Linked DNA regions of Homo sapiens: region 2 is linked to region 1. Evidence: chromatin loops called from intact Hi-C (ENCODE). Cell type or tissue: mammary epithelial cell. All regions are shown on one strand. Links, peaks and the distances in the headings refer to the core of each region. The heading gives the core; the rest is flanking DNA.

The links. Peaks named below come from ENCODE experiments on the same cell type or tissue, not always from the same donor. Only the 100,000 strongest peaks of a DNase experiment are listed, where the experiment ranks them.
Region 2: a loop joins it to region 1, with 11 times the contacts of the local background. A loop is called at or near these places in 4 of 110 quality-filtered maps.

Annotation. Positions count from the first base shown.
Region 1 is chr3:39,259,620-39,262,539 of GRCh38, reverse strand. No RefSeq gene overlaps it. Among named protein-coding and RNA genes, the nearest start is that of CX3CR1, 19 kb to the left of the region's middle. In mammary epithelial cell, for the core only: a CTCF peak has its summit at 1,367; a DNase peak (open chromatin) is centred at 1,429; H3K27ac peaks cover 609 bases.
Region 2 is chr3:39,125,002-39,127,921 of GRCh38, reverse strand. It overlaps TTC21A (tetratricopeptide repeat domain 21A), which reads right to left. Exons shown (of 29, transcript NM_001366900.1): 10 at 2,762-2,859; 11 at 2,390-2,590; 12 at 1,532-1,661. Among named protein-coding and RNA genes, the nearest start is that of MIR6822, 12 kb to the left of the region's middle. RefSeq lists a silencer at 2,404-2,579. In mammary epithelial cell, for the core only: CTCF peaks have their summits at 1,173 (motif pointing left) and 2,526; no DNase peak of the experiment used is centred there.

The DNA of each region.
Region 1 (2,920 bases), core at 239-2,738:
CGGCAGGTTGCTTAACATCTCTGAGGCTCAATCTCCTCATCAGAAAAATAAAGATAAAAGTAGTTCCCACCTGGTAGGGTTGGAGCAGAGGATTCAGTAAGATTACCCCTGCAAAGATCACAGTGCAGAACTGGCAAAGCAAGCTCGAGTGAATGGTGGTGATTATTTTTATACTTATTATTTTTAATATTAGACTGAGCTTTCCCCAGCAACTAAACACATGCTATCTTGTACTTGCCTTTTGCTTTTCTTAGTAGCAGAATCACAGACTCTTGGGTGGTTGGAGATAACTGGGTCCAAATCCACATTTCGTGGGTAAGAAAATGGAGGCTCAGAGAGGGCCAGCAGGTGCCCCAAGATGCCACAGTGAATTACTGGGAGAGGTAGATCCTTGATTCACAGTCTACCATCTCCTTCCTCATCTTGATAAAAATACAGATCAATCTGACCTCTAAGAGCAGAGAACACAGAAGGAAGGTCTGCAGGCAGATAATGAGGCAGGGAAAAGCAGCCCACAAGATAGCTGAAGAGTTTAACAGAATCAATCTGCACATGGACAGGTGTGTGCTGTGTGGCACAGCCTTTGGCAATTGCCTTTTGGAGACATCTGTATCTGCAATGATAGATGGTGTCAACTGAGACTCATCAGCAAAGGCTGCAGAATTCCCAGAGGCAAATGCTATCAGTGGCTTCCAAGAGGATCTGGGTGGGTGGGTCAAGACTTAGACAGACAGGCCACTGTGGAGGGACAGCCACACCCAGGGGCTGCCCAGTGCTTGGGTAAAATGCTGAATCCCTTCCACATAATTCCACTCACTTCATGCTTATTCTATGGTCATTTAATGACATTCTAAGAGAATGTCTCCTTCCCAGGGACCTTGCCATCAAGAAAGATGGAGCATATAGGCTTTCGGTTACTAAGAAGAGCTATCAACCCTTGTAATCCATTGCACCTAGAGTGTGTACAGGGTCTCATGGTTTTTCCATTCACCTCTCTCTGAGATGCTGTCCCTGAGCATCCAGGGAGAGAGTTCACCCAACAACTACACCTGGGAGCATAAGAGCCTGATTGAGAGGTCCACCTTGGGTAGTACCCGGGCCCAAGATGATGCCCATTTGTGCCTTCAAAATTGGAGCAGTTTGTCCTAACTCAGCAGCTAATTTTTTCTCCACCTGCACCGTACTCACTGGCCCATGGGGACCACTTCAGTTTCAACATGATTTGTAATATTGTTTGCTTAACTTGCTGAGTTGGCAACAAAATTTTGGGCTACTCAAAAGTAGTGTGATCTGAGAGCAAGTGAGAAAAGCGAGTCTTAGCAAATTTAGAAATATCCAGTTTCTCTTCAATATACTCTTCATCCACAGGAGGGCCAAGGGCCAAGTCGTTTTCTGAGGGATGTGTGGCATCGTGCTTCTATTTCCGTTACATTACAGCAGTTGTTAGGCAACAGGGAGTGTTCCTCCAGACACACCCGGGGCAGCGCTGGCAACCGCAAAACATGCTCAGCAGGAAGATTACTCTTTTACTCCATATTTCCTTATTTACTGAGATAGAAACAAAAATAACATTTTAATTTGCATTTCTTTGAATACTAGGTAAGATTGTTCATTTTTCAAGGCGTTTGTTTTAAATTATTTGTACATTTTTCTGATTCTAAAAGAAAGATACTCAGTATAGAAAACATGAAAAATATACAATTTAAAATTAAAAATGTTTAATTACACAATATTCAACCTCCCAGAGATAACTGTGGTTTAACACTGAAGTTATTTTCTGCTATGACCATATTTTAAAAAAAATACATAAGAATAGACATTTTTCAAAAGAAGACACACGAATGGCCAACAGGTAAGTGGAAAAATGTTCAACATTTCTAATTATTAGGAAAATGCAAATTAAAATCACAATGAGATATATCTCAGATTTGTCAGAATGGCTTTTATCAAAAAGACAAAAGATAATAAATGTCAGCAAGAACGTGGCAGAAGGGGAACTGTTGTGAACTGTTGGTAGAAATATGAATTAGTACAACCATTATGGACAACATTTTAGAGGTGTCTCCAAAACTAAAAATAGAATTACTATATGATCCAGCAATACCACTTCTGAGTATTTACCCAAAAGATGTGAAATCTGTTTGTTAAAGAGATGCCTGCACCCCCATGTTCATTGCAGCACTATTCACAATAGCCAAGTTATAGAATCAACCTAAGTGTCCATCAACAGAGGAGTGAATAAGGGAAATATGGCATATATACACAATAGAATACAATTCAGCCTTTAAGAAGAAGGAAACTCTGTTATCTGCGACAACATGGATGGAATTGGAGAACATGATGCTAAGTGAAGTAAGACAGGCACAGAAAGGCAAATACTGCATGTTCTCACTTATGTGTGGAATCTAAAGCAATGAAACTCATAGAAGCAGAGTAGAATGGTGGTTACAGATGGTAGGGGGTGGGGAGAGAGCAGAGAGCTGATGGTCAGAGGGTACAAAATTTCAGCTAGATAGGAGGAATATGTTGCTTTTTTCTTTTTCGGAGTTTTATTACACAGTGTGGTGAATCTAGTTAAGAATAGAGTATTGCACATTTCAAAATTGCTAAGAGAGTAAATTTCAGATGGTCTCACCACAAAATATGTTAAGTATTTGAGATGATGAGTATGTTAATTAGCTTGATTTAATTATTTCACATTGTATTCATAAATCATAACAGTGCTTTTTACCCCATAGTTCTATATAATTATAAATTGTCCATTTACAATTTTAAAAACTGAACAAAACCTAAAAGCACTTGAATTTCATCAATAAGAAAATGGTCCAATAAATTTCAATTTAGCCATACAATAAAATACAGTATAATTTAAAAGAATGAGTCAATTCTATAAATATGACCCTAAAGGGATGTCCATAAT
Region 2 (2,920 bases), core at 204-2,703, 130 kb after region 1:
ACACTTTAGAAAGTCTGATTTATTACTTGCCCAGCCCTGCAAGGTTGGTGCTATTGTTCTTGTCTTTTCAGATGTGGTACCTGGGGCTCCAGTGATATAAGCCACTCGGCTTGGAAGGGGCGAAGTTGGCATTTACGTCCAGGCCTATTGGGTTCCTGAGCTTCAGCTCTGAACCCCCTGGGGCTTGAGGGCTGCGGGGCCTCCCTGCAGACAGGCTGGCACTTTCAGGGTGGTAGCAGCAGCCTAGGGGTTGGGTGTGATGAGTTGGTAGGGGCACTCTCTTCCCTCGCAGTCAGGTCTCTCAACAACTCCTACTTGGGATCCATAACCTGGTGGGTAGGGAGCACCTGTTTCTGGGTCCCAAGCTCCCTGCTCCTTCTTATGTGCTGTGGAAATGTGAAGAGGTCACCATGGCAACCTACACAGCTGGAGACTGCTTTGGGCCCAAATCTGCTGGCAGATGCCGGCACCCAGGGGAAGTTCTCTCACCCTGGCCTTGTATCCAGGATACCTTGAAGCTGTGGGGAAACCTGGCACCCAAATGAACATAGGGAGGACTAAGGATGAAGACAGGAAAGCTCTCAGCAGGAGTGCAACCCACACGATGCAATGCCAGAAGACAGACAAATGGCCACAGTATTCTGATCCCTTTGGACACCCCCAGAACACCACAGATCAGCCTGGTTTCCAGGCAGGCAGGATTGGGTGAGAGGCCACAGGGAGACAGTACTTCAGGGGAGGACTCTGCATCAGATAGGACAATAGAGCACCCATGGAAGAGTTTCCCTCTCCTTCCCTTTCTCTCCAGGGTCTGGGCCTTGAGAAGGGAGAAGGTGAAAGGGCCCCTGGAGGCTCTGAAGGCCTCATGGTACAGGGTTCTCACTTCTCCACAAGTTCTTTCTGGATACCTTTTCAAAACCGCAACCCTGCCACCCCTGCATCACTTCCCTGTTTCAGCTTCTTCCATAGCATTACCATGTTCTAGCAAAAAAATACGATGTGCTCCCTCGTGGAGCTTGTATTCAGTTGTCAATTTCCCCTTACTAGATGCAAGCTCCATGAGGGAATTTTTGCCTATTTTTGGTACTACTGTATCTCAGAAGAAGTTCAATAACTATTACCAGCACAGATCAAATGAGTAAATCCACAAAGGCCTAGGTGGGAGAGACCCCTGCTGGTGAGAGGTCAGGAAGCTTACTAGGGAATGGAGGCTGGGAGTGGGCAGGCCTGTAGGATCATGTGCCTGTGTGTGTGTGCACGTGTGTGCATACGTGTGTGTGTGTGTGTGTGTGTGTAGTACACCAGGCAAGGAGCATGCATGTGTGTGTGTGTGTGTGTAGTACCCCAGGCAAGGAGCATGCATGTGTGTGTGTGTGTGCGTAGTACCCCAGGCAAGGAGAGTGTGTGTGTGTGTGTGTGTGTGTGTGTGTGTGTGTGTGTGTGTGTAGTATCCTAGGCAAGGAGCCTGCAGACACAAAGCTACATCAGGTGTTTGCAAGGCCCCACCCGGCTGTCAGGATCCCCCGCTCACCTGAGTAATACCTGACCTGAGCCATCAAATACAGGGGGTCGATCAGAGCTGGTGCTGCTTTGACTACAGGATTCAAGATCACGGCGACTTGTTTAAGAAGTGGAGACACGATCTGGCCTGGTAACCTGGGCTGTGGGAACACGGCGGTGGAGGTGGGAGTAGGTTTGCCCTATTCTAAGAGAGACTCCTGGAGCTCTCAGAAAATGCTCTCAGTGAAGGAATTTTGCTTCATTCCACACTTATTTATTATCCTCTGTATCACCTAGTGCTTAGAGCACGAGCTCCAGGCTATGGAACTTTGTTTTGTTCACTGTTGTGTCCCCAGTACCGAGAATGGTATCTGGCATGTAGTAATGCACTCAATAAATATTTGCTGAATGACTCATTACAAGGCACTGGGGGGATATTAAGGTGTATAAAAATATGATCCTTGGTCACAAAGAATCCTGACTGGCTGGAAGAGCAGGACAAACAAGTAAAGACTAACATACTTCTTAGGGGGCTTCTGCGGAAAAGGAAGCCAAATTCTCATCTCGGATAAAGGCAGGGCCATGGGCCGGTGCCCTGTTCTTCCAAGTGTGGTCCCTAGACAAGCAGCATCCATATCACTTGGGAGCCTGTTAGAGATGCAGGGTTTTAGACCCCCCTGTAGAGTCAGAATCTGTACTGGAACAACCTCCCAGGTGACCTGTGTGCTGTATGTTCAAGTTTGAAGAGCACTGGGCTCCCCAGCTGCCCAAGGCTCACCCCATCCTTACTTGTGACTGGCCAAGTAAGGTCCTTGCCTCTGTCCTTCAGGTGGGCACCATCCAAACCTGTACTCCAGACCCCCACCATGAAGACAGGCCTTCCCCTAACCTGCTTGGGGCAGAAGAGCAAGTACTCCTTAGCAATGCAGACCAGGAAGTACGGGTCCAGCTTTTCAAAGTACTCAGAGCCAAGAGGGATGCCTTGCATGCTGGAGAAGTGAAGCTCCACTGCCTCCTTCAGGAGCGCTGTGGTCTCTTCCTCCCCCTTGTGCTTCCTGGACATCAGGAGGGCTTGGAGGAAAATTAGCACCTGTGGAAGAGAGGACCGAGTCTCAGTGCCAATGTCAGCCTGGGCAGATTTGGTAGGCAAGGGCAAAGTGAAGGTCCAGACCACCTTGCATGCTTTCTATTGGAAAGTGGGGGTGGGAGGACAGCAGAGGACATCATCCTGGAGCAACCCATACCCCCAGGGAGCTCTGACCTCAGACTTCCCAAGGGACTTCTGCACCTCCTTCAGGAATTCCAGCCGGTACTCAGCTTCCTCCAGGTGGCCTTCTAAGATATGACACAAGATGATCCCTGTAAATGGGACAAAACAATGATGAGCAGCTAACACTGAAGCATAGCCAGCAGCCCATCA